Regions from separate parts of the Homo sapiens genome. Here region 2 is linked to region 1. The links are chromatin loops, found by intact Hi-C in ENCODE. Cell type or tissue: CD14-positive monocyte. All regions are shown on one strand. Each heading gives the region's core, and the rest is flanking DNA. Links, peaks and the distances in the headings are about the cores only. Region 1 overlaps KANSL3 (KAT8 regulatory NSL complex subunit 3). Region 2 overlaps FER1L5 (fer-1 like family member 5).

The links. A loop is a pair of places that touch in the nucleus more often than their neighbours do. Peaks named below come from ENCODE experiments on the same cell type or tissue, not always from the same donor. Only the 100,000 strongest peaks of a DNase experiment are listed, where the experiment ranks them.
Region 2: it touches region 1 in a loop (2.0-fold over the local background); 5 of 110 quality-filtered maps call a loop at or near these places.

Annotation. Positions count from the first base shown.
Region 1 is chr2:96,610,253-96,626,403 of GRCh38, forward strand. It overlaps KANSL3 (KAT8 regulatory NSL complex subunit 3), which reads right to left. Exons shown (of 21, transcript NM_001115016.3): 4 at 9,420-9,510; 5 at 9,107-9,292; 6 at 3,236-3,367; 7 at 2,566-2,682; 8 at 2,210-2,311; 9 at 2,030-2,101; 10 at 812-886; 11 at 474-631. Among named protein-coding and RNA genes, the nearest start is that of KANSL3, 20 kb to the right of the region's middle. In CD14-positive monocyte, for the core only: no CTCF peak of the experiment used is centred there; DNase peaks (open chromatin) are centred at 7,249 and 8,529; H3K4me3 peaks cover 1,853 bases; H3K27ac peaks cover 4,596 bases.
Region 2 is chr2:96,658,146-96,674,296 of GRCh38, forward strand. It overlaps FER1L5 (fer-1 like family member 5), which reads left to right. Exons shown (of 53, transcript NM_001293083.2): 10 at 2,196-2,226; 11 at 3,180-3,295; 12 at 3,523-3,646; 13 at 4,070-4,122; 14 at 5,294-5,362; 15 at 10,606-10,649; 16 at 10,741-10,823; 17 at 10,898-10,992; 18 at 11,974-12,102; 19 at 14,932-15,109. Among named protein-coding and RNA genes, the nearest start is that of FER1L5, 23 kb to the left of the region's middle. RefSeq lists enhancers at 2,918-3,418, 3,419-3,919. In CD14-positive monocyte, for the core only: no CTCF peak of the experiment used is centred there; DNase peaks (open chromatin) are centred at 6,586 and 7,176; H3K4me3 peaks cover 1,390 bases; H3K27ac peaks cover 2,655 bases.

The DNA of each region.
Region 1 (16,151 bases), core at 3,962-11,961:
ATAACTTTTTATAAATCTGAAATTTCAAATATTAAAAAAGGTTTTTTTAATGCTGTCTTTTTTTAATTTTTTTTTTTTTTTGAGACAGAGTCTTGCTCTGTCACCCAGGCTGGAGTGCAGTGGCGGGATCTCGGCTCACTGCAAGCTCCGCCTTCTGGGTTCACACCATTCTCCTGCCTCAGCCTCCCGAGTAGCTGGGACTACAGGCGCCCGACACCAGGCCTGGCTAATTTTTTGTATTTTTAGTAGAGACGGGGTTTCACCGTGTTAGCCAGGATGGTCTCAATCTCCTGACCTCGTGATCCGCCTGCCTCAGCCTCCCAAAGTCCTGGGATTACAGGCGTGAGCCACCGCGCCCGGCTAATGCTGTCTTTTAACTGAACCAGACTGGTCTGTAGTTACATTGCCAGCTTCCAGGCTTATCTCTAACACTGTAACACAGCTCTCTTGCAGCTCTGGGAGAATCCACCCACCTGAGATTGTCATCAGCTCCCCCAACCACCACCAAGCTGTTCTCAGCTCGAATCTTCTCCCGGAAGTCCTCCATGGCTTCAGGGTGACATTGAAGGGAATTCTGACCAATGACAAAGAGGACTGGAGTCTTCATATCCAAGAGGGGATCATCTACATCCTAAAACAGGTATAGGTTTTAGAATCGGCTTCTTCATATTCACAAAGCACTGACCCAGAAACTCCACTAAGGAGGATCAGCCATGCAACTGCAGTCAGCCTCAGCATCAGCTTGGACAAGGCATGCACACTCGCGCTCCCACTGCCAATGACCCAGCACTCAGCTTTACCACATTCTTACCCCTCTGGGGCCATCCACAGTAAGCAGAGGAAACCCAAGGCAGACAACTGCAGTGACATACTCCATTACTGACACCTGTAAATAACAGAACAGTTTGTCTAAACGTCAACTGAGTTCATGGCACCTCAGCCTACCCAGAATCCAGGAGTGGTCCAGACCCACCAGACAGTCTCACCTCTTCCTCTCCTGTCCTAATATCCGGGTGCATCTTCTGCCACAATGGCAGCAGTAAGAGCACAAGACACAAGGTATGTCATTCCATAAGCAGCCACTACCTAGAGAACTGGGGCCCTAAGAGGACCCCAGCAGGTGGCTGAACCATAGGATAGAAGGTTCAGTATTCCTACCCTGTCAACCCCCTCAACTAGAGCCCTCCTGCTCCATTTTTCTCCACAAATAGTAAATATAGTCAAGAGAACACAATGTTGCCATTAACCCTTAAGTGAAAAAAAATTCTCTCTATTGAACTTAATGGATAGCTACCAGACAGCCTAGATTTCTTGGAGCAAACTGCTAAGGCCTAACACCCTGGGAGCAGGGACTATGGGGACCTTCTTCCTCTCATAGCTATCACACTTGATTGGACTGCATGAAGCAAAATTAAGGGTTTGGACATGAGGGACACTTACACAAACTGACAGACATACAAATATATGTAAAATACGAAAAGATTCCTTGATGTCTTGGAAAAAGACTGAAATGAACACAGCATCAAATTCCAGAGCTATTAATATTTGCCAGCTACAATTACTGTTGTTTTTTAGGTGGGAGAACAGTATGGTACTTATGTTTAGAGAAAAAAAGGGATCTTTTTTTTTTTTCCACAGATATATACCCATATGTGTGTGTGTGTGTGTGTGTGTGTGTGTGTGTGTATGTGAAAATGCTATTATATTTGGGATTTTCTTCAAAACAATCTAGGGGAGAAAGAAAATGAGCAGGGTGAGATGAAACAAGCCCAGCCAAGAGTTGATCACTGGTAAAGCTGGGTGAGGATCCGGGGGTTTATTATACTACACCTGCTTTTGTTTCTGCTTAAAGTTTTCCAAAATAAATTAAAAATTGTTTTAATAAAATTTGTCTTCTACAGTTTAAAATGTAATTATATAGGTAAAGTATCTAGCGCAGAGCCTGACACACAGTAAAGGACTCAATGGTAGCTATGATTAGTGGTATTCCATCCCAGGACAACCTCCAAATAAGATAGAAATTACTTACATGACAGGCCACCAAAGCTCCTGTGTTCCAGCCAATCAAGATAATGGGTTTGTGTGGGAAATGGCTGTGAATCTTCATGGGAAGAGAAAGAAGACAGTAAGACAGGAGGCCAAAGATAGGTGCAGAACAACCCCAGAATGCTGGGTATGCCACAATGTACTGAAATACGGGCATTCTCACCTCCAGCACTTTGCTTCTCACTGCCCCAATCATATGCTCGAGACACTGTAGAACTCCTACCCCACTGCCATTGTTCAGCAGATGGGTGGCTACAGGGATGACCTGAAGGAAAGAAGTAGCCCCCACACCAGCAGAGGTAAGTTTCAAATCTTTCAATTCTGTTTAACCTAACCTAAACCCAAAACCTTGGAATTCCACATGAAAGAAGGATTAGAGGAGGCTCCACATGAAAGAAGGGTTAGAGGAGGCTCCACATTCAAGTTACCCATTTTGACCTCCTCCCACATATTCTTCTCCTCAATCCTCCAAGACTATATTCCCTGCCAGGAAGGAGTTCCTCTTGCCCCCACACATACCTTGCCCAAGCAGGACAGCTGAGATTGCCAGAAGCGGTGGCGGCGTGAAGTGGGAAACACAGAGCTGGAGGGACCAGAGGAGGCGATGAGAATCAGCGGAGAGCCAGGGAGTTTGCTCTAAAGAGGAAGAATCCCACCCAAAAACCAGTGAGTGAGAAGTGTCCTTTCATGAAATTCCAAGTATCCCAATACCTTTCTCATCCCAACCAATGCTCCTTTGCTTGTGAAATTATGTTAAGCACTATGTAAAATAAATTATTAATAATAGTTAAAGAAGCTGGCCAGTCATGCTGGCTCACACCTGCAATCCCAGCACTTTGGGAGGCCAAGGCAAGTGGATCACCTGAGATTAGGAGTTTGAGACCAGCCTGGCCAACATGGTGAAATCCTGTCACTACTGAAAATTAGCTGGGCATGGTGGTGCATGCCTGTAATCTCAGCTCCTCAGGAGTCTGAGGCAGGAGAATTGCCTGAACCCAGGAGGTGGAGGTTGCAGTAAGCTGAGATCGTGCCACTGCACTCTAGCCTGGGTAACAGAGCAAGATTCTGTCTCAAAAAATAATAATAATAATAAATAGTTAAAGAAGCCATTTATCCTCCTGCCAAGGTTCTAAGGCTTGAGTCTAAAATTTTTATGTACCATTGTTAAGTCCTGAGCCATCCAACTTACTGGTTTGTTATGAGAAAGCACACCCACAGCAGGGTCCCAGGGCCTCTTCAGTAGGAGAGACAAGGCCTCAGCTCCTGCAGCCCCAGTCTTTGTGTTGGATGACACAAGCATCCGGTCAATCAAGGTTGGGATCTACAAAGAAGAAAGAGCAAAGATGACTCCAGTGTAAAGCAGGAGACCTTCCACCACCAGCAATCAAGCAGAAGAACAGAGCCCCACTATAAGCCATAGACAGACTTCAACTAAGCCTCTGAAAACCTCCTAAGGATCAAGAATATATATAAATAAGCGGGTGAAAAGTATGCTCCCACCATGAAAAGTGAATGTGTACAATCCTTTGGAAAGCAGTCTGGATATGCAGCAAGGGACTTAAATGTATTCCCATCCCTTTTCCAAATGTTTCTACTTCTGAGAACCTTTCCAAAGAAAACGTATCAGAAACAAAAACACACACAAAAGGATGGGGACAATTATGCACAGAGACAAATTAACTATGAATAATAATAAAGTAAAAACAATTTAATATATATGTGCATATGTAAGGGAGTAGTTTAGTCAACTATCTACCTAATTGGATATTAAAGATTATTTTCGAATATTTACAAGAATTTATTTATTTATTGAGACAAAGTCTCGCTCTGTCGCCCAGGCTAGAGTGCAGTGGCCTGATCTTGGCTCACTGCCACCTCTGCCTCCCGGGTTCAAGCGATTTCTTGTTTCTCAGCCTCCCAAGTAGCTGAGATTACAGGCGTGCACCACCATACCCAGCTAATTTTTTGTATTTCTAGTAGAGATGGAGTTTCACCATATTGGTCAGGATGGTCTTGAACTCCTGACCTCAAATGATCCACCCGCCTCAGCCTCCTCAAGTGCTGGGATTAAAGGCATCAGCCACTGCACCCAGCTTTCAAATATTTACAAGGATATATAATAACACACAGAAATAATTTTGCTAAAATGTTACAGGTAAAATAGAAAATATAAAGATTATCTCTACTCAAAGCTGGGCTCAGCGACTCATGCCTGTAATCCCAGCACTTTGAGAAGCCAAGGTGGGCAGATCACTTGAGGTCAGGAGTTCGAGATAAGCCTGGCCAACATGGTGAAACCCTGTCTCCACTAAAAATACAAAAATTAGCCAGGTGTGGTGGCGCACACCAGTAATCCCAGCTACTTGGGAAGCTGAGGTCCGAGAATCACCTGAACCCGGGAGGTGGAGGTTGTGGTGAGCCAAGGTCATGACACTGCACTCCAGCCTAGGCAACAGAGTGAGACTCTTCTCAAAAAAAAGAAAAAAAAAAAAAAGAAAGAAAGAAAAAAAGAAAAAAATTATCTCTACTCCCCTAATGCTAAATGACGAGTTAATGGGTGCAGCACACCAACATGGCACACGTATACATATGTAACAAACCTGCACGTTGTGCACATGTACCCTAAAACTTAAAGTATAATAATAAAATTAAAAAAATAAAAAAAGATACATTAAGTGGGATAAAACAGATTTCTAAACAATGAATATAATAGAATCATATTTTAAAGAAAATATGCTGCACACCTGTAGTCCCAGCTACTCAGGAAGCTGAGACACGAGAATCGCTTGAACCCAGGAGGCAGAGGTTGCAGTGAGCCAAGAGTGTGCCACCGCACTCCAGCCTGGGAAACAGAGGGAGACTGTCTCAAAAAAAAAAAAAAAAAAAAAAAGACAAAATGTTAATAATGATCTCTATGGAGTTTATGGGTGACTTTTTCCTTTACAGATTTCTATGTTCCCTAAATTTCCTCAATGAGTATCAGTTGATTTTATAATATTTTTAAATCTCCATTTTCTTCTAGAGTACTGCCTTCAAGCTGTGGTGTACTAAATAAATCTGTTATTATGTACAAAAATATATATCCTGCTATACTATATACAGTGTACTTTATCTCATGTCTGTTTTTTACTATCTACCAGAAATGTGACATTACAGATGTGCAAATATAGGTTTCAGACATGTTGATGCTTACACTGAGAAGAAATATCTGCGAATTCCATGCTACCCACAAAAGGTCAAAATGACCTAGGGGAAAGGAAAAATGTTTAAATATTAGAGGCAGTTTTCAGAGAAAGAAAAAGGTTTTGAAAAATTGGAGAATAAAAAGTACTACGGTTTGATGCAAGTTGTAAAACTCCAAAAATAGCAGAAGATAAGTTGCTCTTAATTTAAAAACAGGGACACTAAAAGGATTTCTGTATGAGAAATTAGAGAATTATAACCATTAGACTTTCTCAGTTTAACTCAGGAAAGAAATATTCGTGCAACTGCTTTTACAAGGTACCAGGCTAGTACTGCAGAGGAATTTAATCTACAAGAGGTAAGGAAGACAAACACACAAATAATGGTGGGGGACAGGAATAGGGAAAGACCGATAACTGCCATGAAAGAAACAGAAGCCCAAACTGCTATGATTCAAACCACCCAATGGAGAAGAAGTTAAGAGGCAATTTTCATCTAAAGATACAGCATGTGAAATGAGACAGGCTCTTTGGAACAGGCAGGATTCCAACAGAAGATGAGAGAAAAGCCTTCCCATCAGAGACACCAGCAAGAGGCAAGAATGTGTAGAGCTTATTCCAGGCACAGATGGACAAAAGTCAAGGATGCAAGTAAGGAAGGAGGAGGATGTAAAAAGCCAGTAGGAAGGATAGGACCAAACCGCAAAGGATAAGACCAAACTGCAAAGGATCTTCATGTTCTTTGTAACTCACTCTAGAACTGTGAGCCACTCAACACTTTGAGGCAAAGGATGTGACCCTGGGTTAAGCTTTATCTAACAGTAGTATATAGCTTTGAAACCAAAAAGCCTTGACACTTGCTTCCTGTCAACAAGGGATAAAAAATCAATACTGACTTTTCCACTTGGAGCTGGGAAGACCAAGCTTCCCTGGCCCTTCCAGCATTGCATTCACTCTCAACAGCCAATTAAAAGGCTAAGGTCTATACCTTCTCTGCCCTCTTTATCATAATGGATCTAATAGTGAAAGTAGCTGGGTGAAGAGCATGATCCCATCCACCTGCGCTTTCACATCCAGCAGGCACTTTAAAAGTAAAACAATCCTATAATCATTTATATCCTTTGGGAAACAACCAAAGTATTTGTTGTGAATCTAAATATAGTCATGGGAAAATAAGAGTCCGATGGCAGAGGAACCACTGCGGAGAGCACAGCCCAGAGAGGATGTTGCCTTGAGTCTGAGGCCCTTGCTGACTGGTGTACCAGCGAGCCTTCCACTATTCCAGTCAACCCACACCGTGGCCCAGCAGCATGGGAGGAAAACACCCAACTATGCATGCTATGGAGTCCCCCCAGTGGTCTGCCATGCTCATAATATCCGACATGCACCCAGGAGATGTCCAGTCAGTAACTTAAATAGGGCAGCAGTACAAATTCCTCCTTAAAGGGAAATTATGCTAGCCACAGTGAGTGAAGCAGGGTCACCAGAGAACTGAGACCCTGGCCACTACCAACACTCATCTCCTACAGTGTATTCACCAATGTTACACTTTTACCGTAGGTAGAATGCTGAGGAGAACATATGTGAAGATGCCTACGATACTTCTGGGCCACCACTCTCTGTCTGCCAGGATCCAGTCTGGGCCCCACACTCTACCTGCCCACCACTCACCTCCCGGGTCCAGGGTTTCTACTACAGGGGAGCAGTACAGGGGAAAGTCTGGGACTCCCTTTTCATTTGTCTCTTTCTTCACTAGAAAATACACTCCACCAGAGAAGGGACCAGTTTTGTTTTGCTCACCCCAGTACCTGACACACGTAGGGCCCAAAATAAGTATTAGTTAAACAAAAAAACTAGTGTCAAATTTCCTACCATGAATATCATTAATGTATCTAGTCCTGAGTTTTATTTCAGCACTAAACCAGTCTTCTAACAAACTTGGCACCCTTTAACTTAAAAACACATAAGAAACAATGAGTCTGCAAGTTTTGGGGATGTGGCTGAGGGAACGTGTTGGCCAGGCAACTTACAGCAGCAAGATGAGCCAGCTTCCTGTGAAGCAGAAAGTAAAACTATTAAAAAAAAAAAAAAAAGTGTCAAAAACTGAATCATGCTTATGCCTGTAATCCCAGCAATTTGGGAGGACAAGATGGGAGGACTGCTTGAGGCCAGGAATTCAAGACGAGCCTATAGCAAGACCGTCTCTACAAAAAAATTAAAAATTTAGCTGGGTGTGGCAGGGCACGGCAGCTCACGCCTGTAATCCCAGCACTTTGGGAGGCCGAGGCGGGCGGATCACGAGGTCAGGAGATCGAGACATGGTGAAACCCTATCTCTACTAAAAATACAAAAAAAATTAGCTGGGCGGGGTGGCACACGCCTGTAGTCTCAGCTACTCAGGAGGCTGAGGCAGAATTGCTTCAACCCAGGAGGCAGAAGTTGCAGTGAGCCGAGATCGTGCCACTGCATTCCAGCCTGGGCGACAGAGTGAGACTTTGTCTCAAAAAAAAAAAAAAAAAAAATTTCTTTGCTGGGTGTGGTGGTAGCACACACCTCTAGTCCCAGTACTTGGGAGGCTGAGGCAGACGGATTGCTTGAGCCCAGGAGTTCGAAGTTATAGCAAGCAATGATAGTGCCACTGCACTCCAGCCTGAGTGAGAGAGGAAGATCCTGTCTCCAAAGAAAAAAAAAAAAGGCCTCAGACAACTTGGATTGATTTGGTTCTTTCTCTTCTCTCTCTCTCTCTTTCTTAGAGACAGGGACTCCCTCTGTCACCCAGGCTGGAGTGCAGTGGTGGGACTGAACTCACTACAGCCTCCTCCCACCAGCCTCCTAACTAGCTGGGACTACAGACGTGTGCCACCATGCCTGGCTAATTATTTTATTTTTAGTAGAGACAAGGTCTTGCTATGTTGCTCAGGCTGGTCTCAAACTCCTGAGCTAAAGCGATCCTCCTGCCTCAGCCTCCCGAAGTGCTAGGATAATAGGCATGAGCTACTATGCCCGGCCGTGAGGCCATTTTGTATTGGAGCAAAACACCCCAAATATTTCAAGAACCTATGAGGGTACTACTTAAATAACTGTTAATATTAGTAATAATAATTACTGTGGGCTCACTGCTTACTATGTGCCCAATTTTGTGTTAAGCCCCCTACCTGAATTAACTAATTTAATTTTCATAAAAATCCTAGATAGCTATTATTATCAGCCACATTTTAGAGATGAGACACCAGTCCAAGCTTACACAGCTAATCAGTAACAAAGCTGAGATCAGCCAGGCAATCTGCCTCCAGCATCCGCATTCTACCACATTGACGATAGCCTGATGCAATCACTGGAATCACCAAGAAAAACAGTTTAACTTTGTGCAATACTAAGTAAGAAAGCAGGGAACTATAATGATATGTTTGTACTGAATTATAAAAGTCTAAGTGTTGCTACTAAAGGCTCATGCCCTGGGGAGCAGAATTGAAGGCATCACGGCACGTTCCTGCTCTGCAATCTCCCAGTGCTCCGAGCACCAAGGGTCTGCTTCTGTCACCTTTCTCAACAAACTCTTCCCTGGTAAACCCTTCGTCTCCTTCATGATAATTCAATTCAGCCATGACTCAAACCACAAGCTGCAAGGCTAGGAAGGCTAAATGTATACTCTGGTTTTCAGGCCCCATACCTCATCCTGGAGCCAGCAGGGCTGAAAACGTTTACACCAGACACAAATGTGAAATGATACCCTGTCTCCCAATTTTAGTACCAAACCCATTAGTTTTGGCCATGCACTCCAGACCGACCAGATAATTACTTTGCCTAACCCCACATCCTGAACCCACAGGGGAGGATGGCTATCCCTAGGACAGGGCAGACCCCAATCACAGCCTTACCTTCCCCTTCAGCGTCTGCAAAGCATCCAGGTAGGCTGCCAGCATGGGCAGACTCAAGGTCTCCACAAGGGTGGTGTGCAGCCACTGGATCAGCTTGGTATCCCAGCTCACACTTGCCAGAGCCTGCCGCACTCTCCTTGCACACTTGTCCACAGCAACACGGCGCAGCACTGGCTCATTACAAGCCTGAAGGATGTAAGTGGAAGTAATAAAACATGAGGACTACCTGGTTAACAAGCAGGGGGACAAGTCAGTCAGCCAGTGAGGCCTGAACTACGAAGAGCCCACTGTGGGCGGATTGCTGGTGTCTTACCCCTTCGTTGGCCAAGCGGGCAAGCCGGTCAGACTGCAGGGCTTTGAGGATCTTGTTGAATAGCTTGTTCTGGGCCATTGTCCAGCCAGTCCTATAAGGGAAACTCTGAGGAATTATAGTCAAACCCTGGGGACGCTCCCCATGTATGTACACCATATAAAGAAGATTATGCCATAGTTTTATGTCTCTGCTAGGGAACAGTAAAACGAAGTAGCTTAGTCTAAGACCACTGACCTAAAACACAAGACCTAGATTCTTCTGGTCTCAATCCTACCAAATCAAATCGTCACAGCACACACTTGTATTAATAATACACACATACACACAATAATATACACAGTACAAGTCAAGACTAGTCATGAAAAAAGTCTTTCAGGCTAGCAAAGCTAATTACTTACTTAGTAGCTAAAATTATTCCAATCATAAATAAACGCACAGCACCACTGAACAGACGACATATTTGAATTTCATAAGTTTTATATTTCACACAAAAAGGCAGACAGGATCAGCAAGCATTTTAATGTACTAAAATCTCAGACTGAGGTAAGAATTCTATTTAAACTAGGCTTAAGAACAAAAATATAGCAGAAATATAACCAATAAAGAGGCTATTCTTCCACTCCTCAATATTCTACCCCACACTAATCTCTCTTTTCCATATATATTTTTTGTATTTTTTCTATATGCCACACAATTAGCAAATTTATTTTTGAGAGGCCTGCTCCATATAAGCTAATATGTTATCATCCCAGCATACGGCACTGGTATTCACACATCTACCTTATTGCTTATTGCTTACCTATTACTTACTGAGGCTTTGTGTGTTGCAGACATCTATCCTACTGTTCTTATCTCCACCTCATCACACCCAGTTTAGTGATATGGAGCTTATTATTGTCCCCCTTCACCCCACTCCCAGCAATCTTAATTACTCAGATGCTCTAACTCTGGCTAGTGACCTTCCTAAAGATACCAAAAGAAAGGCAATTGAAGATGCTCTATTAATATGTGTTTTCCTATTCTCCCTGCCTTAAAAAAAAGCTGATGGTGGCCAGGCGCAGTGCTTCACGCCTATAATCCCAGCACTTTGGGAGGCCAAGTGGAGTGGATCGCTTGAGTCCAGGAATTCAAGACCAGTCTGTGCAAATGGCAAAACCCCATCTCTAAAAAAAATACAAAAATTAGCTGGGCATGGTGGTGCGTGCCTGTAGCCCCAGCTACTCGGGAGCCTGAGGTGGGAGAATCGCTTGAGCCCAGGAGGTTGAGGCTGCAGTGAGCCGTGATCATGCCACTGCACTCAAAGCTTCAGTGACAGTGAGGCCTTGTCTCAAAAAAAATAAAAATAAAAATAAAAAATTACCTGGGTGCTACACCCAAATGAGACCCTGGAATGGGATCAAGGTAGCATTTCAAATCAGTCTGGATAAAGTCCCTAAATGTAGGGCTGAGACAACCACAACTGGAAAAAGAAAATCTGATCCCTACATATCATTCTACATCAAATTTCAGATGGAAGAAAAAGAAGACATAAAAGGAAGAAAGAGAAATGTAACTACATAAAAATTTCAAACTTTGGCCAGGAGTCTGTAATCCCAGCACTTTGGGAGGCCAAGGTGGGTGGATCACGAGATCAGGAGTTCAAGACCAGCCTGGCCAATATGGTGAAACCCCATCTCTACTAAAAATACAAAAATTAGCTGGGCGTGGTGGCATGCGCCTGTAGTCCCAGCTACTCCGGAGGCTGAGGCAGAAGAAGCACTTGAATCCAGGAGGCAGAGGTTGCAGTGAGCCGAGATTGCGCCACTGCACTCCAGCCTGGGTGACAGAGTGAGACTCTGTCTTGAAAAAAAAAAAAAAATTCAAACTTTAAGCCAGGCGTGGTAGCATGTGCCTGTAGTTCCAGATACTTGGGAGGCTGAGGCAGGAGGAGTCCAGAAGTTCAAGTCCAGCCAGGGCAACATGTCTCTCAAAAAATAAAAAACAAAAAAAATTTAAAAAGTATAAACAAGGTCAAAACACAATGGGAAAATGACTGCCATTTCATTAAAATAGAAAGAGGCTCTAGAAAATTAATAAGAAAAAGATGAAATACTCAAAGGTCAAAGAACACAAAAAGGCAGGTCACAAAAGAAGTAAAGTCAACTCTACTTCAAAATTAAACAGGCTGGGCGTGGTGGCTCACGCCTGTAATCCCTGCACTTCAGGAGGCCAAGGCAGGCGGATCACAAGGTCAGGAGTTCGAGACCAGCCTGGCCAACACAGTGAAACCCTGTCTCTACTAAAAATACAAAACTTAGCCGGGTGTGGTGGCACACGCCTGTAGTCCCAGCTACTTGGGAGGCCGAGGCAAAAGAATTGCTTGAACCTGGGAGGCGGAGGTTGCAGTGAGCTGAGACAGTGCCATTGCACTCCAGCCTGGGCAACAGAGAGAGACTCCAGCTCAAAAAAAAAAAAAAAATTAAACAAATGCAGCCAGGCAAAGTGGCTCACGCCTATAATCCCAGCACTTTGGGAGGCTGAGGCAGGAGGACAGCTTGGGCTCAGGAGTTTGAGACCAGCTTGGGCAACAAAGTGAGACCTTGTCTACTGAAAATCAAAAAATTAGCCAGGCATAGTGGCAGGTGCCCAAAGTTCCAGCTATTCAGGAGGCTGAGGCTGGAGGATGGCTTGAGTCTAGGATATCAAGGCTGTAGTGAGGTATGATCATGCCACGGGGCGACAGAACAAGACCTCGTCTCAAAAAAAAAAAAAAGAACCAACAAATGCAAATTAATAAAGTATTATTTTTCACCTATCAAATGGGTAAAAATTAAGAATTTAATAATTCTCTGTTGTTGTGAGGGTACAAAAGAACTCTCTCTGTATTCTGTTGATGGAAATATAAATTAGTACAACCTTTTGGAAAAGCCAATTTGGAAAAATTAATTGAAAAACCTAAGTCAGATCATGTCACTCCTTTGCTCAAAGTCCTTCAGTGGCCCCAGTTCAATCAGCTAAAAGCCAAAGTCCTTGCAATGGGCTGCATGGACTCCATGTCTTTCAGATCTTATCATCCATGACTGATCCTCACTTACTTCAGTCACGCCGCCTTCCCTCACAGCACCCTCTACTCCCCTGCCCTTGCACACACAACAGGCATGCTCCTGCATCACAGACCAGGGCCCTGCCCTTCATTACGCCAACCTGAAACAATGGCTCCCTCTCTCATCTCCTTCAGGTTGTTGCTCAAATGTCACCTTCTGCTGAGGCTTGCTCTGACCTATCCCTATTTAACACTGTAACCCTCCAGTCTTACCCTAGGATTCACTAAACTGCTTTCCAGCCATACCACTACCTCATATTCTATCCATGCTATTTATTTGTTTAGTTTGTTTCTCTCTGCCAGGGTGTAAAAGGCCAAGATGGCCAGGACTTTTGCTAGTTTTAAGTGCTATATCCCCAGCACATAAAACAGAGCCTCACAAATACTGGGGAATTAAACATCTGCTGAATAAATAAATGGATGAATTGTGTGCACACTGCATTCTAAGTTCTGTAAACAGCCAGGTCCCTATCCAAACCCTCAGACTCCATACCATATTAATGCGGAGGAGCAAAGAGGAACACAGGCACATGATTTATGTCTTTCGCCATACCAAGACAGTCAAACTGCAAGAATGCTGCTTGAAACATCAACAATCTCAATTTCTCTGGCTTCGTAAGAGACCAGCATCCTTTCCATCATATCCCACCCCACAAGATACTCTAATTTCTACAGGTCATTGTTCTAGGAACACCAACAGTATGGCCCAGTGAGTATGCAGATGGAGGACAAATTACCCTTTGTTATTCACTTTGTACAACTATCTAAATGTCCCTGGATAGAGCAAATACCCTCTAGAAAGGAGGAAAACAATGGTCCAACTCCTTTTCCTTCTGTAAAATAAAATCTCCACCTACCACATCTCCAGTTTTACAACTTAACCACAGTTACAGGATCCAGGAGAACCCTACCTAGGGACAAGGGTTCTATCCCACCCTCTAATAAAGAGCTATGTGCCCTGAGTCTTCTTGTCCATAAAATAGATACAGCTAGATTACCTCTAAGTTCCTTCTAACAATAAAAAAAAATTCAGGTTAGCTATGATTACTGACAGCAGCAAAAGTTGAGAGCAGTCGAAATCCGAGATTAGAGAAACAAAATGGGATGACTGTCTTCTTCAGAAGCGCCCTCCATCTTCAGAAGCTTTCCTTGCTAGAGCTAAATCCCCTCTTAACTGCCAAAGCCACCCATCCTTTTGTAACCCCCTTTTGGGGGTACTAGAAGCAGTCTGAGGTTTCTTGGAATTGTCCTGTTTCTTATTCCTCCCTAGTTATCTTGGCTTAATCTCTGCTACTTCATCAGGATCCAGTTTTTGTGGTTTGATATTCAGAGATTCTGGACTTCAAAGCTGAAGGGATGAAAGCCTCAACTCAATGTTGGGACTCAGGATGCCTTGGAACTGGGAAGGTTTGTTGAGACCGGAAGCTCCAGCCCCACTGGTTCATTATCCTGTTTTCTGTCCATTACTTAGATGCACAGCAGACTCACAAGAGTAGTAGCTCTCTTATGTACAGTGATTCTCAGGTGGGCTTGAGAATTTGATGGTGGTAGGAGGAGACAGAGGATGCTTACAAGTCATTTGAAAAAGCTCTCTGGAAACATGGATATATCTCCATGTTAATACACCTCTTTGTTTTCAAAGGCTAAGTAAGTTCTACCTTATTTGTGGACATTTAGGTTGTGCATTTTTTATTGCAATTTATAAGCCACTGCAGTGACCACCCCTCCCTTCCTCAAATATATACATACATATCTATCTATATTTTATTATTAATTCTTCTTGTTGTTGAGACAGTCTTGCTCTGTCGTCCAGGCTGGAGCGCAATGGCGTGATCTCGGCTCACTGTAACCTCTGCCTCCCAGGTTCAAGTGATTCTCCTGCCTCAGCCTCCAGAGTAGCTAGGACTACAGGTGCCCGCCACCACGCCCAGCTAATTTTTATATTTTTAGTAGAGGCGAGGTTTCACCATGTTGGCCAGGCCGGTCTCAAACTCCTGACCTCAAGTGATCTGCCCACCTCAGCCTCCCAAAGTGCTGGGATTACAGGTATGAAGTCACCATGCCCAGCCCTATCTATCTATATTTTATATACTCATACAAGTATCTCTGTAGGATAATTTTCTTCAAATGGAAATAACCAAAGGCTATCTGTGTTATAATCTCTGGATAAGGCCAGGAATGGTGGCTCATGCCTGTAATCCCAGCACTTTGGGAGGCCAAGGAGGGCGGATCACCTGAGGTCAGAAAGGAGGTCAAGACCAGCGTGGCTAACATGGCGAAACCCCGTCTCTACTAAAAATATAAAACTTAGCTGGGCATGGTGGTACGAGCCTGTAACCCCAGCTACTCGGGAGGCTGAGAGAGGAGAATCGCCTGAACCCAGGAGGCAGAGGTTGCAGTTAGCTGGGATCGCCCCACTGTACTCCAGCCTGGGTGACAGAATGAGACTCCATCTCAAAAACAAAACAAAACCAAAAAAACAAAAATCTCTAGATTTCCAGTTCTTTGAAAGTAATAGGTATAAAGGACCTGTAGCATCTTGAAAGTAGTAGTATACTGCAGCCTTACCTCTAGCAATCATGCTAATTTATAATCAACCAGGTTAAGCAACGAATACAATTTTTCATGTTCAACAATCTCTGGAGCTTTCTCAAAGCCTATTGATCACGTTGCAAACTTTAATTCCAACAACAGAGAATAAGGTATAATTTATTTATGAAATATCAACAGCATTTCCAAAATTATCCTGTTTTTATTACATAATGATGCTTTCCCTATTTGTTTTTCTTACTCTGTATTAATTCTGCAATCCAAAATTATGGGAGTAAGGAAAATGATGTGAATGCAAGATGCAGAGGGTTAGAAAGCTATTTAGAAATTATTACCATACACCAATGACAGCTGAAATTAAATTTTAAAACCACAACGTTGAGAGTCCAAAATCCCAGAAAAAGTTCTTAGGATTGCTGCTGGATATATAACAAAGTGACTCCAAGAATTGAAACATGATCTCTATATTTTGTCAGCTTCGTGGGAGGCTAGAAAATTAAGTGGGCAGAAAAAAAATGATCTAAACCAAGATTAAGATAAAGAGCATGCAAGAGATATAATTAGCAAAAATTTTAAAAACAGGAGACAGAATTTTAAATACAAGCCTAAACAGTCAAATAGCTGATGGGAACTGTGGTGAGCCAACTGGCACTCCCCACCCCGTGCCCCACCCGCCTATTCAATTTTCATGAGGGCAAAAATGTCTTTTCTTCCTTTCTTAGATGAGATCAGAAAATCTTTTGTTCTCCCTGCTCTGACTGAACCTGAATGATATGCTGACCTCTGGCTCATTCTATTCAAAGCAGCCAAAATATAACATTGGTCCTGAAAATATCTGGTATTTTCAAAGGTAATCATTATTTTGGATACTGTTTCAAAGAAGACTAATTAATTCAACATTAAAATATCTAAAGGATTTTTTTTTAACCAGAAGTCAAACAAGGAGACACAAAGTACATCAGATAAACTCAACAGTCATACTTTCCTTTTTCAGATTATAAAATTCTTTGTCTAAACACTAGAAGAAGGGAAGGAATGAAGGAAGGGGAAATAAAGAGGGTGGGGGAGGGGAAGGAGGGACGATAACTCAAAGACCTTGG
Region 2 (16,151 bases), core at 3,015-11,014, 47 kb after region 1:
AGCTGGGATTACAGGCACCTGCTACTACGTGTGGGCTAATTTTCGTATTTTTAGTAGAGACAGGTTTTCACCATGTTGGCCAGGCTGGTCTTGAACTCCTGACCTTGTGAGCGGCCCACCTTGGCCTCCCAAAGTGCTGGGATTACATGCGTGAGCCAACGCACCTGGCCAACTTTTTTTTTTTTTTTTGAGACAGAGTCTTGCTCTGTCATCAAGGTTGGAGTGCAGTGGCGCGATCTCAGCTCACTGCAGCCTCTGCCTCCCGGGTTCAAGTGATTCTCCTGCCTCAGCCTCCCGAGTAGCTGGGATTACAGGTGCACGCCACCATGTCTGGCTAATTTTTGTATTAGCCCGCCTCGGCCTCCCAAAGTGCTGGGATTACAGGTGTGAGCCACTGCACCCGGACGTGTATGTTAAACTTTTTAAGGAAAATTTCTAAAAGTTTTTTTTCCAAAATTCCAAACAGGTTCTGCCACTGTACATGCCCACCAGTAGTGTATTAGAGTTTCAGTTGCCCCACATTCTCCACAATACTTGATCTAGTCCATCTTTTTTATTTTAGCCATTCTAATGGTGTGTAGTAATATTTCACTGTGATTGTAATTTAAACCTTCCTAACGACTAACGATGTTGAGCATCTTTTCATGTGCCTGTCATCTGTATATCTTCTTTGGTGAAGTGACTGTTCAAATCTTTAGTTTGTTTTCCTTGGATTGTTTGTTTTCTAACTATTGATATATGATTTGCAAATATTTTCTTCCAGAGGATGACAGCCCATTCATTTTCTGTTTTGTTTTTGTTTTTGTTTTTGTTTTTTTGGGACGGAGTCTCTCTCTGTCACCCAGGCTGGAGTGCAGTGGTGTGATCTCCGCTCACTGCAAGCTCCACCCCCTGGGTTCATGCCATTCTCCTGCCTCAGCCTCCTACAGGCGCCCACCACCACACCCGGCTAATATTTTTTGTATTTTCAGTAGAGACGGGATTTCACCGTGTTAGCCAGGATGGTCTCGATCTCCTGACCTCGTGATCCGCCTGCCTCAGCCTCCCAAAGTGCTGGGATTACAGGCGTGAGCCACTGTCATTTTCTTAACAGTGTCTTTCAAAAGCAGACTTTTTCATTTTGATGAAGTCCAATTTATCAAGCTTTCCTTCCTTCCTTCCTTCCTTCCTTCCTTCCTTCCTTCCTTCCTTCCTTCCTTCCTTCCTTCCTTCCTTCCTTCTTTCTTTCTTTCTTTCTTTCTTTCTTTCTTTCTTTCTTTCTTTCTTTCTTTCTTTCTTTCTTTCTTTCTTTCTTTCTTTCTTTCTTTCTTTCTTTCTTTCTTTCTTTCTTTCTTTCTTTCTTTCTTTCTTTCTTTCTTTCTTTCGAGACAGAGTCTCGCTCTGTCGCCCAGGCTGGAGAGCAGTGGCGCAATCTCGGCTCATTGCAAGTTCCGCCTCCCGGGTTCACACCATTCTCCTGCCTGAACCTCCCTAGTAGCTGAGACTACAGGGGCCCGCCACCACGCCCGGCTAATTTTTTGTATTTTTAGTAGAGACAAGGTTTCACTGCGTTAGCCAGGATGGTCTCGATCTCCTGACCTCTTGATCCGCCTGCCTCAGCCTCCCAAAGTGCTGGGATTACAGGCGTGAGCCACTGCGTCCGGCCAATCAAGCTTTTCTTTGATGGGTTGTGCTGTGTTGCTGTATCTAAGAACACATTATGGGTGGCCATAATGTTCTGTGGCAGCTTGCCCCACATATGTCACCTTCCATCCTGAACCACATTCCTCAAACCTCTGTGTCAGAAACTATCTCCAAGGGGAAAGAGAAAACCCGTAGTTTCTTTGTCAACTCCTACCTCTTACCTTAACCATCCTCTTCCCCAGGACCGGTGAGCCCTTCCCTGACCCAGGAGTAGGGTAGAGTTGGGCTGCTTTGGCCGAGAGGGTGGCACAGTGCAGTGTTGAGGAGCTTTTCCATGCAGGCTTTCTCACTGACTGGTTGTAAGACTTTGGGCACCTCTCTCAAACTCAGTATCTTCCTCTGCAGAGTAGAGGTAATAATGGGCCTACCTCTCAGGCTGCTGTAAAGATGAAAGGAGTTAGGGCAGAGAACATACTGAAGCCCCAACAGCTAGCAGTTGGGTCAGGTTAGTTGGTATTACAAATCTTGGCTGCAGGCCCTAACTAATCCTCACCCCACTGTTGTCTTTTCAGACAGATATTGGGTTTATCTACCATTCTCCAGGTAGGTAATACTTATGGCAAATATGTATGTCTTCTGAGAAAAATCAGGCCAAGGGTCAGAATATCTTAAAATCCCCATATGTCCAACACATGGGTGGAGGGGAGTATTAGAGATTGTAAATTATTTTCTGTATTTGGTAATATTTCACTGTACATTGTGGTATTTTATTTTACCTTATTTTTTAATTTAATTTTATTTTTTGAGATGGAGTCTCACTCTGTTGCCCAGGCTGGAGTGCAGTGGCTCAATCTTGGCTCACTGCTATCTCTGCCTACTGGCTTCAAGCAATTCTCCTGCTTCAGCCTCCCAAGTAGCTGGGATTACAGGCATGTGCCACCACACCCAGCTAATTTTTTATTTTTAGTAGAGATGGGGTTTCACCATGTTAGCCAGGCTGGTCTCGAACTCTTGACCTCAGGTGATCCACCCGCTTCAGCTTCCCAAAGTGCTGGGATTATAGGCATGAGCCACCACACCTGGCCTATTTTAATTTATAGTAATAGCATTTTTCTCTGAAAAACTCAGGGCATCCCTTTGGGTCAAGTGCTAGCCTTATATTACAATCCTGGGTTAGATTTCTATTTTTTGAGGCCAGTATTGGAAGATTAAAGTTTGAGAGGAAATTTCCACCTTACCTGGCTATAACATACACTAGGTTGAGGAAAATGCTTGCCTCTACAGTGCCTGGTTCCAGACCAGGCCACAGTGAGAACAGTAGGTTCCCAAGGCATAAACAGGGGTCCCTGTTTCCTAGAGGCAACAGCTGGCAGCCTTGTGAGCACGCTATCATTGCTTCGTGGTACGAGTGACTCCCCTTTTCCTCTGCCACTGGATAGAAAGCAGGATGCCTGAGACCTATTTCCACCTTCCCCTCCTGCTAAAACAAAGGCTGGTTTCAGGGGAGAAGGAAGGAGGCTGCAGGCAGATCTCCCATGGCCTTTCTGCCTCTCTAGGTCACACACTCCTAAGGAAATGGCTAGGCCTCTGCCAGCCAAATAACCCTGGCAGTGGTGTGACAGGCTACCTGAAAGTCACCATCTATGCCCTCGGTGTGGGAGACCAGGCCCTGGTGAGCTGCCCCTAACCCCGGAAACTTTCCTATCCTGGCTGCCTCCTGGGGGCACCCCTGGGCCTCACCCTGGATATTGACCATCACATCTCTCCTTTGTCCGCTGCGTCACTGCAGGGTTGTCCCATCCCCCCTGCACCAAGTGGGAAGTTGGAGAAGCAAAGTCTGGTGTCCTTGCCTGTGACCTCCCCATTACCTTGACTATATCAGCTCTCTGGTCTCTCCAGATAGATCAAAAGCTGCTCTATGGCACCGATGACACCGATATTCAGATCTTCAAGTCAGCGGTAGTCCCGATCAACATGGCTTACTTACAGCTCTTCATCTACTGCGCAGAGGACCTTCACCTCAGTTAGAGTCTGGGTGCAGGGGAGGGAGCAGCCCTGAGATTCCCTACACGGTGATACCCTGGATCCTCATGGAGTTTCCTCATTCCTTTTGGCACTAAACTACTGTTTGGGGTAGGGGGGACAGGGTGAGACTGGAATTGCTCCCAGACTTGTCCTGTGGAGGTGCCATGGACACCCTTTCAAACGGGTCTCACACCCCCAGCCTGTCTATGATGGCCAGATGCAAACTCAAGGCTCCCTATGTCCCCCCACCCCATGCCATTGTGTGGAAGAAGAAGGGGCATGGTGGGAACTGGAGACAGGTCTGCCCAGGGGGCACCCCTCTAAATTATAGGGGAGGGTTTTCAGTTGTTCTGTCGCCACCCTATTTCCTCCTCCTGAAAAATGCTGCTGGCTCAGATATCTTTTAACTTGTTGTTCATAGAGAAACACCAGTCAGTGAATCCTCAGTTGGAGGTGGAACTAATTGGGGAAAAGGTAAGTGTAGAAATATTCTGAGACCCAGAGAGATTGGCATCTAGAGAAAGTAGTTTGGAGAGGAGGGTGGCCTGGTGGGCAAGACCACAGGAATCATCTCCCAGTCACCCACTGAGAGAAGTATGCACCCCTGCACCTGGAACTCTGTGCAGGCGGAGGCCACGTCTTATTCTCTGCATGCCAGATGCCCCCCAAAAACCAAATACACGTGGAAGAATGAGTGCGTGAATGAAACATGCCAATGAGTGAACACCATCGAAACTGTCGCCACCCCTCAGTTTCTTCATGTGTAAACGAAGGTTCTGGGCAAGAGAGTTGCTGACATTCCATGAACCTCTATGAATACGGAATAGCATTTTCCAAAGTGTGCTGATGGGTGTCATGGGTAAAAAAGGGTCCTATGTTCAAATTCGGACAATGCTAGGTTACAGTTAAACAGATATTTTCCATATTTGCCAAGCAGAATTTCTACCATATTCTATTTGTTGCAAGCAAGTCGTTAAATCCAGCCCACACATAAGCGGAGAGAAAATAATGTCTATCTTTTGAAGGGAGGAGTACCAAAGAATTTGTGAACATATTTAAAACCACCATACTGAGTATTTCCCAGTGAGTGGTTGGGTACCCCCAAAGCTAGGTGAAACGTTCTCAGGTGGTAAGTGACACGCAGTTCTCAAAAATTTTGATACTTCTGTGTTCATCTTAGTGTACCTTAAAAAGTTTAATAAGGCCAAGTAACACTTGATTCCACAGATACCACTGCTTACACATAAACTCAACTGACGGTTTTAAAACAGGCATGCTGCTGCCATTAGCTGTGTTTTTGCCCATTTTTCTTTTGGGATCTCAGAATTTATCTAGCAAAATATATGTCTATACACTCATATAGTAAGGTCAGTAGCCTTATATCTATTTAAAAATGAAGTCTATTGAAAGCTGACTTAAGGAAAAATATGAGGAATCTGAATCTGGCAAACACCTCGGGTAAGTACACAAAGGACTGGCGCTGTTGCTGCTGAGAAGTTGTGCAGGTGTCTTGAGAGCAGGGATTAGCCCAAGCACCTCTGTGCTGTGGTGTCCACTGGGAGGCTGGACAGGAAGAGCTGGAAGGTGAGGTCAGTGGAGGGAGGAGGGGGCAGGCTGGCACCAACACTGCTTTGGGACATTCCAGCTCAGGACACACATGCAGACCCAAACCGACAACCCGATATGGAACCAGATCCTGACCTTCCGGATTCAGGTATGGCTCCTCCATCATGCCCACCCTTCTCCCACATCCCCTAACATAGAAGGGAAGTTTGGATGATTGTGTGGGGGTGAAGACAGAGGGTGGGGGCCAAAAAGCATGGCAAGGGGGACTCTGCCTGATAGGGAGCATGAGGAAGCCCAGGACATATTATGGAAAACTTTACCTTTTACAGCTTACTGAGTTATCATTGACGTACCTATGTCAATGGTATGTATGACTTGTAGATATTTAAAATGTACAATTTGGCTGGGCACGGTGGCTTACACCTGTAATCCCAGCACTTTCGGAGGCTGACGTGGGCAGATCACTTGAGCTCCAGAGTTTGAGACCAGCCTGGACAACAGTGGCGAAACCAGACTCTACTAAAAAGATAAAAATTAGTCGGGCGTGGTGACATGCGCCTGTAGTTCCAGCTACTCGGGAGGGTGAGGCAGGAGAGTTGCTTGAACCCCGGAGGTGGAAGTTGCAGTGAGCTGAGCCGAGGTAGTATCACCTACTTATTTGAGCAAACACTTCAGCTAAGTAGGTGATAACAACCTGTTGCCCAAGCCAAGCCACTGCACTCCAGCCTGCACAACAGAGGGAGACTCAGTCTCAGGAAAATATAAAAGAAAAAAGAAAAGAGAGAGAGAGAGAGGAAGGAGAGAGGGAGGGAAGGAGGGATGGAAGGGGAGGGAAGGAAGGAAGGAAGAAAGGAAATGTACAATTTGATACATTTTAAAATATGTACACATCCAGGAAACCCATCATACAATCAACATAATGAATATATCTATCACCTCCAAAAGTTGCCTAATGCCTCTTGGGAATCCCTCCCTGTGATTCCTATTCCACCCCCTCCCATCCCCAGGCAACCAACAATCTGCTTTCTGTTACTACGTATTAGCTTGCATTTCCTAGTGTTTCATAGAAATGGAATCGTTCAGTAAGTACCCTTATTTGTCTGACTTCTTTCACTCAGCATAATTATTGTGAAATTCATTCATGCCATTGCTGTGTATCAGTGGTTTATTCCTTTTTGTTGCTAAGTAATATTCCATTGTATGGATGTACCACAGTTTGCTTATCCCTTTCCTTGTTTATGAACATTTCCGGTTTGGGGCTGTTACAATGAAGCTGTAAACACTTGTGTACAACCCTTAGCATAGACATATGCTTTCATTTCTCTTAGGTAAATATGTAGATGCAGAATGACTAGATTCTATGGTAGATGTATTAAGCAATGAGTGGGTCATACAACTGAACTTTCCAGAGAACTTAAATGTGCCCTTTCACCCACATATAAAAACAAAACAAATCCCTTTAAAGACACATTTTAAATGATAATATACATTTTCTTATCTTCTCAGCAACTTTGCCCTGAATATAATTAGAGCTTTTTGTTGATGGCCTGGAGCCATTATGGGAACATAGTTATTATCCTGGGCTATCTGCAGTACCGGGCTACTTGTTCCTGCACTAAATGGCTCTGAGATGCTTTCTTTTTGGGGTTCTGTAGTCTGATTTTGATCGCCTTTCAATCTGTCTCCGTCACCTATCAGCTGTTGTGGATGACAGTTCTCTTGAAGGCGGAGTCTTACTGGCCTTTTGACTCTAAGTCAGGCTTCTAAGAGCAGTGTGTAAAATAAGAACACAGTTCTGAGAGAGAACTTGAGCTGAGAGATAACTTGAGCTCTCTCATAAGTGCAGGCACACAGGAATTTGTGTGACATGGACTTGGCAACCCAGAGAATGTTTTGTTTCCTCATACCTTACATTGTGAAATACAAAATTAGCTAATGCGCTCCCCTTCTCCCTCCTGTGAACTCCCCTCCTTGCTGCTTCTAGTAGCTACCCAGTCTGCCTTCCTGTGAGTCATCACTTTCAACCATTCCTCATAATCCCTGCCTCCTTGGATGATTTTATAGACTCTGAAAGTAGGAAGACATTTCAGAGGAGGCCTAGTCCATCCCCCATCCTTGCCAAGCTCCCTCCCACCTTTTCCGGCCTGTGATGAGGGCACAGGGCTGGGATCCTCAGATGTTCTGTGGCTGTTCAGAGCCTTGGGAAATCTTCTTTTTTCATCTTCTGTTCATCTTCTTTGTTCATCTTTTTTTTTTTTTTCTGAGACAGAGTTTCATTCTTGTCACCCAGGCTGGAGTGCAATGGCGCGATCTCGGCTCACTGCAACTTCTGCCTCCTGGGTTTAAGCTATGAGTAGCTGGGGCTACAGGTGCCTACCACCAAGCCTGGCTAATTTTCATATTTTTAGTAGAGACGAGGTTTCACCATGTTGGCCAGGCTGGTCTCGAACACCTGACCTCAGGTGATCCACCTGCCTTGGCCTCCTACAGTGCTGGGATTACAGGTGTGAGCCACCATGCCCGGCCCTGTTCATCTTCTTACAGGCTCAGAACCAATGGCACAGGCCAGGCCCTCCCTCATCCCTGAGAGAGGCCTTCCAACATTTGAAGATGTTCAAACACCCCTGGAACCTCATCCATTTTCCCCAGAACACAGTCTCCAGGGTGGGGCCCTTTGGATACTGGCCTGATTGCCTTTAGCCCTTTGGAAATGCAGCAGGCAGGTGTGAACCTCTCTCTGAAGAGGCAGAACAGCCAGCCACACAGATGGCAGCATCTGAGGCCAGGTGGTCAGAAGGGGAGCAGAGCCCAGGGCACTGCAGAAAACTGGCCTGTACCAATGGTCAGTCCGAGGGCCCCAGGGCAGAAGGGGAGGCAGCACACTAGATGAGGAACCAAGAAGCAGGAGGAGAATTATTAGCAGGATGGATGGAAAGGTGGTTCCGCCATAAATCTGAACTTGGAGGACTCCTAACTTTGGAAGACCTGGATGCCTTCTGGTGCCGATCTCTCCCCTTCCAATGTCCTTCCTTAACCTGGGCAATTTCCTCCTTTCTTACTGACTAGCTGCTCACCTGGAAAGCCCTTTCCTCTTCTCCTTGGCCCCTTAGCTGTCAGGACCCAGGGAGAATGGGATGAAGAAAATGGAAAGCTGGGAGGTTCCCAGCCACATCCCAAGAACTGCTGTAAGGAGAAGAGGCCCCAGCTGAGAGGATTGAGGATTTGGGGTCCCACTCTGGCCTCAACCCAGCAGCTCTATTTTACACATGGACACATGGATTTTTTTCTTTTATTTATTTATTTTTTTTTTTTAGACAGTCTTGCTCTGTTGCCCAGGCTAGACTGCAGTGACGCAATCTCAGCTCACTGCAACCTCCACCTCCTGGGTTCAAGCAATTCTTGTGCCTCAGCCTCCTGAGTAGCTGGGACTACATGCATGAGCCACCATGCCCAGCTGATTTTTTGTATTTTTGGTAGAGATGGGGGTCTCAATATGTTGTCCAGGCTGGTCTTGAACTCCTGGCCTCAAGTGATCCTCCCACTTCAGCCTCCCAAGTACTGGGATTACAGGCATTAGCCACCGCATCTGGCCTCTTTTCTTTCTTTCTTTTTAAAAATAATTGAGGAAACCATAATGCAGAGTGGAGATGGGACACAGAAGCTTGGGTAGGAATCCTGACTCCACCCCTTACTATGTGACCTTGAGCAAGTCCCTCTGCCTCTCTAGGCCTGATTCCCCATCTCTTTATAGGGACAATCACAGTCCTCAAGGGGTTACAGCAGAGTGGTTTTGGCAACTGCATGTAGCATGAGAACTTCAGGAACTCAACCTCTCTGATCTCAGCTTTCCCATATGAAAATGGGAATAATAATAGCACCTGGTTCATGAGGTTTTTAGGAGAGCCCACTCAGCTGGTCTATGGAATTTGTTTAGCACAAGCCAGGGGCAACAGAAACCTCCTAAAGAGGCAGCTATTATTATTTATTCTTTTTTTTTTTTTTTTTGAGACGGAGTTTCGCTCTTGTTGCCTAGGCTGGAGTGCAATGGCACGATCTCAGCTCACTGCAACCTCCTCTTCCCGGGTTCAAGTGATTCTCCTGCCTCAGCCTCCCGAGTAGCTGGGATTACAGGCATGCGCCACCACACCCGGCTAATTTTGTATTTTTAGTAGAGACAGGGTTTCTCCATGTTGGCCAGGCTGATCTTGAACTCCTGACCTCAGGTGATCTGCCCGCCTCGGCCTCCCAAAGTGCTGGGATTACAGGCATGTGCCACCATGCCTGGTTTATTATTTATTCTTTGAGGAGACAGATATACTGCTGTTTAAAAAGTTGATGGCTAGACATGATGAAGACATTCTAGGCCCACGGCCTCTCCATGAGATGGTTTGGTGAATGTGCATTCAGACTGCGAGGGGCTGTATGAGGACAGTAATATCTACCAGCCCACAGTCAGGGCAGACTCAGGTGTCAGAGGGGCCTGAAGCTTATGCAATTAGGGGACTTTTTTTTCTTTTTTGAAACAAGGTCTCACTCTGTCACCCAGGTTGGAGTGCAGTGGCACGATCATGGTTCACTGTAGCCTCAACCTCACGGGCTCAAGCAATCCTCCCACCTCAGCCTCCTGAGTAGCTGGGACTATAGGTGAGTGCCACCACACCCAGCTAATTTTTGTATTTTTTGTAGAGAGAGGATTTCATCATGTTGCCCAGGCTGCTCAAGTGATCTGCCCGCTTCAGCCCCCCAAAGTGCTGGGATTACAGGTGTGAGCCACCATGCTTGTCCAGAGGGCCATTTTAAAGACAAAAATACAAAACGATCATGTGACAAGTTCCAGGCCCCTCTCAGGACCTTGCAAGGGGCCTATTCAAATGGGAGGCCCAGCTGGGCGAGGTGGCTCACACCTCTAATCCCAACATTTTGAGAGCCCTACGCAGGAGGATTGCTTTTGCCCAGGAGTTCGAGACCAGCTTGGGCAACATAGTAAGGCACCTGTCTCTACAAAAAAAAAAAAATTGTTTTTAATTACCTGGGCCTGATGGCAGGTGCCTGTAGTCCCAGCTACTCAGGAGGCTGAGGCGGGAGGATCGTTTGAGCCTGAGAGGTGTAGGCTGTAGTGAGCTATGATCATGCCACTGCACTCCAGTCTAGGTGACAGAGCAGCACCCTGTCTGAAACAAAACAAAGCAAACCCCCAGAAAACAAGAGGCCCTAAAGCCAAAGCTCGATTCGCTTGGTTCAAAATCCAGCTTTTCTATGATGAAGTGGCTCACTGGTAACTGAGCCAGGACTTGCTCCCAGACCCGCGACTCCCTACCTGTTCTTAAAATCTCCACGAGGGCCAGACCATCCCAATGTGTACCCACCGCACCTCTCTCCTTCCCTCCACAGCTACCCTGCCTCTCCAGCTACATCAAGTTCAGAGTCTTGGACTGGTGAGCAACCTGGTGGAGGCTGAAGCACACAGGGAAGGAAGAAATGAGAGCTGGGCCGGGGGCTCAGCCTGAGGAGTGTGTTTCTCTCTAGCCGCAAGAAGGACTGCCCGGATGAGATTGGGACTGCCAGCCTGTCCCTCAACCAGATCTCGTCCACCGGAGAAGAGATAGAAGGCAAGCAAAGCCTCGAGCCCACTTCCTACACCCCTCGTCCTGCGCCCGACCCTTCTCACTCTCTCTCCTTCCAGGAGTGTACTCCGGCTTCCTGCCCTGCTTTGGCCCCAGCTTCCTGACTCTGCATGGGGGTAAAAAGGCCCCTTTCAGGATCCAGGAAGAAGGCGCTGTAAGCTTCTCACATCAGCTCTAGGGTACAGTGGAGGTAGAGCTTCCCCATGTAAAGCACTAGGGCCTGGGACGTGCCCCGAGGCCCCGGCCCTGGTTTCTGTCCCTCGGGGTCTTGTGGAGGACGTGAAGCCTGTCCATGAGCAGCCACGTGCATGTGGGACAGGCGTGGGGGCACAAGAAAGGAGCAAGCGGAAGCTCTGGGCTTTCCCTGAGGAAGGGGCTTTGAGAGGAGACCATGGTAAGATTTTCAGCAGGTGGGAAGGGCGCGAAGGACGGAGGACACAGCACAGGCAAGTGTGAGGAAGCATGAGGTTATTCAGGAATGGCGGTAAATGCCAGAAACCCGACTCGAACAGGCTTAAACCCAGGGAAAAACAAGAGCCCTGTCCGCCCGGATCTACTGTGGATCCCAGTTTCTGACTGTGCAAAGAGGCCCTGGGAAGGAACGAGGCAGGGAAGGATGCTGAGGAAGAACCACAGGCATTGGTCCTCAAGGCCACTAGGAGGTCCTCACTCTCCTTCCCCCCTGCCTCATTCCCTCCTGCCTCAGTCAGACTTCCCGGCTGGGAACCTCACCACACAGCCTCCAGCAGGGAAGGCCAGGGAAGCATTCTAATTGTCCTCCTTAGGTCATGTGTGCTCCCCGTGGCTCACAGTTGCCAAGGAGGCAGGGCAGGCTCTGATTGGCCAGGCGGGTAGTGCAAACTCAGTGGTAATCACAGTTACCACCCAGCCTGAAGCATGGTGGGAGCACGGTATTCCATGGGGCAGGCAGGATCCCAGGGTGCAGAAGAGGGCTCAATGCCCAGAGGTTTCCCGGCGTGGAGGTTTCTGGAATTCTTCTCCGGGATTGTGGTTGCAGTAAGCCCCGGGCAGGCAGTGACTGGACAACCTTGTCTTTGCCTCAGGGGTTTCAAAGGAGATTGGCCTGTTCTTTTTCTCTCACCCCTTTTCTCCGTTTTCCTCTCGCTTGCCCTAGTGTATTCCCGACTCTGTTAGGGATGGTTTAGCTTATCGAGGCCGAGTCTTCCTGGAGTTAATCACCCAAATCAAGTCCTATCAAGACTCCACGATAAAGGATCTCTCCCATGAAGTGACCAGGATAGAGGTAACTGCGGGAAACAGGTAACCCAGGGAAAAACAAGAGCCCTGTCTGCCCCGGATCTACTGTGGATCCCAGTTTCTGACCGTGTAGAGAGGCCCTGGCCACTGGCTGTTGAGTGTGTAAGGATGCCTGATCAATCGGCCTGATTATTTACTAAGGCCCTGCTAGTGGCTTCATGCTGCACCAAATCCCGGTGGTTGGGGGACCCTGATGGAAAAGATAAGGTTTCAGTTTAAGAAATGCCTAATCTGGGCAAGGTGCGGTGGCTCACGCCTGTAATCCCAGCACTTTGGGAGACCGAGGAGGGAGGATCACTTGAGTCCAGGAGTTTCAGACCAGCCTGGGCAACATGGTGAAACGCTGTCTCTACTAAAAATACAAAAAAAAAAAATGTAGCTGGGCATGGTGGTGCACGCCTGTAGTCCCAGCTACTAGGGAGGCTGAGGCAGGAGAATCACTTGAACCTGGGAGGCGGAGGTTGCAGTGGGCAGAGATTGTGCCACTGCACTCCAGGCTGGGCAACAAAGCAAGACTCCGTCTGAAAAAAATAAAAAATAAAAAATAAAATGCCTAATCTGTGCCGGGCACGATGACTCACACCTGTAATCCCAGCACTTTGGGAGGCTCAGGCGGGCAGATCACTTGGGGTCAGGAGTTTGAGACCAGCCTGGCCAATATGGCGAAACCTCATCTCTACCAAAAAAATACAAAAATTACCCAGGCATGGTGGCTTGCGCCTGTAGTCCCAGCTACTTCGGAGGCTGAGGCAGGAGGATTTCTTGAACCCAGGAGGTGGAGGTTGCAGTGAGCCAGGATCATGCCACTGCACTCCAGCCTGGGTGACAGAGTGAGACTCCATCTCAAAAAAAAAAAAAAAAAAAAAAGGAATCCCTGATATGGTTAAGGAGAAATTGTGTTAATTCGTGACCTAGTTTCTCAGGGCTTTGTAAAACAATCTAAGGGATTTGGGTTTCTTCCTGAAGCCAGTGGAGGGCTACTTACTGAGGCAGGAAGGGGCAGGAGGAGCAGTAGCAATGGACTGGAGGAGAGTAAGTTGGGGTCACCCAGTCAAGAGAAACAGGAATACAGCCTTGCTGGCAGAGAGCTAGAGAGGAGGTGGGTAGGTTTCAGAGACCCTTTGGAAACAGAATGGCCAGAGCCAGTGACCAACAGAACGTAAGTGAGGCTGACTCCCCTTACTGAGGCCCATTTTCTGCCATGGGTGACGAGGTGGTCAGGGGTGCAATGCACCAAGGTGGGCTCTCTAAAGAAGGAGCAGATATGAGGGAAATGATGAAACCCATCTCTGACATGTGATGTAAGACATCCACATAGACCAGCTCTGGAGCCTACTAGACACAGGGATGTGACATCAACACACCAAGGTTTGAACCTGTGGTAGTGGAAGAAATTGCCTGAGGAGAGTAGGTGGAATGAAAGGAGAGGGAAGCTATGAGGATGCCACAGTCTAAGAGGCAGGTGAAAGAGGAGAAGGGATTTGCAGAAGCGGTTGGACAGGAGCCTGCAGAGGCGGACTCAGGAGTGGAGATTTGCAGAAAGGAGTGACCAGCAATCTTGAATGTGGCAGAGAGAAAGGGCGAGGACTGAGAGATATCTGCTGGTTATTAGGAAGATGTCAGTAGCCTTAGGTCAGGAGAGAAGCTGGGCTGCCATAGATGGGAGGGAGAGGTAGGAGCCAGTGCACAGAGACAAACCTTCTAAGAAACCTGATTGAAAAGCTGGGCTTGGGAGGCTGAGATAGGAGGATTACTTGAGCCCCAGGAGTTTGAGACCAGCCTGGGTAACATAGTGAAACCACATCTCTAAAAAAAAAGTAAAAAAATTTTTTTTGAGATGGAGTTTTGCTCTTGTTGCCCAGGCTGGAGTGCAATGGGGCGATCTCAGCTCACCACAACCTCCACCTCCTGGGTTCAAGCAATTCTCTTGCCTCAGCCTCCTGAGTATCTGGGATTATAGGCATCCACCACCACGCCCGGCTAATTTTGTATTTTTAGTAGAGATGGGGTTTCACCACATTGGCCAGGATGGTCTTGATCTCTTGACCTTGTGATCCGCCCGCCTCAGCCTCCCAAACTGCTGGGATTACAGGCATGAGCCACCACGCCTGGCCTCAAAAGTAAATTTTTTTAACGTGAAAGGAAATGAGAACAGGTGGTAGCTAAATAGGGGTTCAGATGGGAGAAGGAAAGTTATTTTTTTTCAATAGGGGAAACCTGAGCTAGTGAACAGACCGGGGGAATGCAAGAATGGGGCAGAGGTTGGCAACAGAAACAAGAGGGGCTGATACAATGGACAGGAGGCCCAAGAAAGCACTTGGTGAGAACAGCCGAAGTTGGGGGCATAGTGGGCAGCTGGAGCAGGAAGTGGGAAGGTTCAACCTTTCTGGGAGTATGAATGTGTGTGTGTGTGTGTGTGTGTGTGTAAAACCTCAGCCCTACACCCCTATCCACATTGTGTCTTCTGGGGGAAAGGGTTTAGGCAAAAAGGAGGAAGCATCTCTACTTGGAATGGGGATGGGGTGGCCCAACTCAGAGCCTACCCTAACAAGGGAGGAGACCACCCCCCTCCCCAGCCACCTGATTTCAGGAAGGGAGGGAGCCAGGGCTGGCTGGGTGGAGGGGCCAGATGATGGAAGTCCTGGAGGAACTGCCCTGGATCAGCAGGGTGCGAGGGAGCCTCTGAAGGCCTTTGAGAGGGAGAGAAGGGAAGATGGCTTTGAAAGAAAGATACCTCATCCTTGCCTCCCTGCCTGTCAATATAACCCTTGGCTTATGTACTGGGTATGGGGGGTGGGGGCGGTTATTGTTTCAGAAGCACCAGAACCGCCAAAAGTATGGGCTGTGCGTCATCTTCCTTTCCTGTACCATGATGCCCAACTTTAAAGAGCTGATCCATTTCGAGGTCAGCATCGGTCACTATGGGAACAAGATGGACCTGAATTACAAGCCTCTAGTCTCAAGCACACCGTACAGCCCAGTGATATATGATGGTAATTGTCAGATTCAGGCAATAAGTAGAGAGCAGCCACTGCATGCCAGGCCCTGTGCTAGGCTCTCTCAGGGGTATTAGCTCATGGAAGATTCATAGGCATTATTTACCTATATTTCACACATGAAAAAATGAGGTTCAGGGAGGTGAAGTCATTTGCCAAACTATAGCTAGCAGGTGGTGAACCCATGAGTTGAAACTAGGTCTTGACATGAAGTCCTTCTCTACACTGCTTTCCACACTACAACTTCACCAACCCCATCTTTTCCCCTACTCTGAACCACCTCTCATCCATCCATCCTCCACCCACCAATTCACGCATCCATCTATTTTTTATCCATCCATTCAGCCACTCAACTCCCACCCACCCACTTACCCCAACATCCAACCAACTACCCCTCCAGCCGTTCATTCACTCATCCAATATATACTTATTGCACACCTATATTGGGCACTATAGAGCAGCGGCTCTCAGAGAGCAAGCCCTGGGCCAGCAGCATCCGCATCACCTGGAAACTTGTTAGAAATGCAGATTCTTGACCCCACGCTAGCCCTAGAGAATCCAATAACCTGGGGAAGAGGCCCCACAGTCTGTGTTTTATCAGGCCCTGCAGGTGACTGGGGTGCATGCTCCAGTTTGAGTACCACTGCTGCAGAGCACTGCTGTCTCACTTTCATCTTTTTCATCTTTACTGTCTCATCACCCATTCTGAGCCTTTCTGGGCATCCCACTTCCCTACCTGTCTTTTAAAAAAGCTTTATTGAGATATAATTCACAAGCCATACAATTTGCCCATTTCAGTTTGTACAATAGTTTCTTAGTATATTCACAGAGTCGTACAACCATCACCACAATCAATTTTAGAACATTTCCTCATCCGGAAAAGGAACCCTATGCCCATTGGCAGTCACCCCCCATTTATCTCCCACCTCCCCAGCCCTAGGCAACCACTAATCTTTCTTCTGTTTTTTGTTTTGTTTTGTTTTGAGACAGAATGTCTCTCTGTTGCCCAGGCTGGAGTGCAGTGGTGCGATCTCGGCTC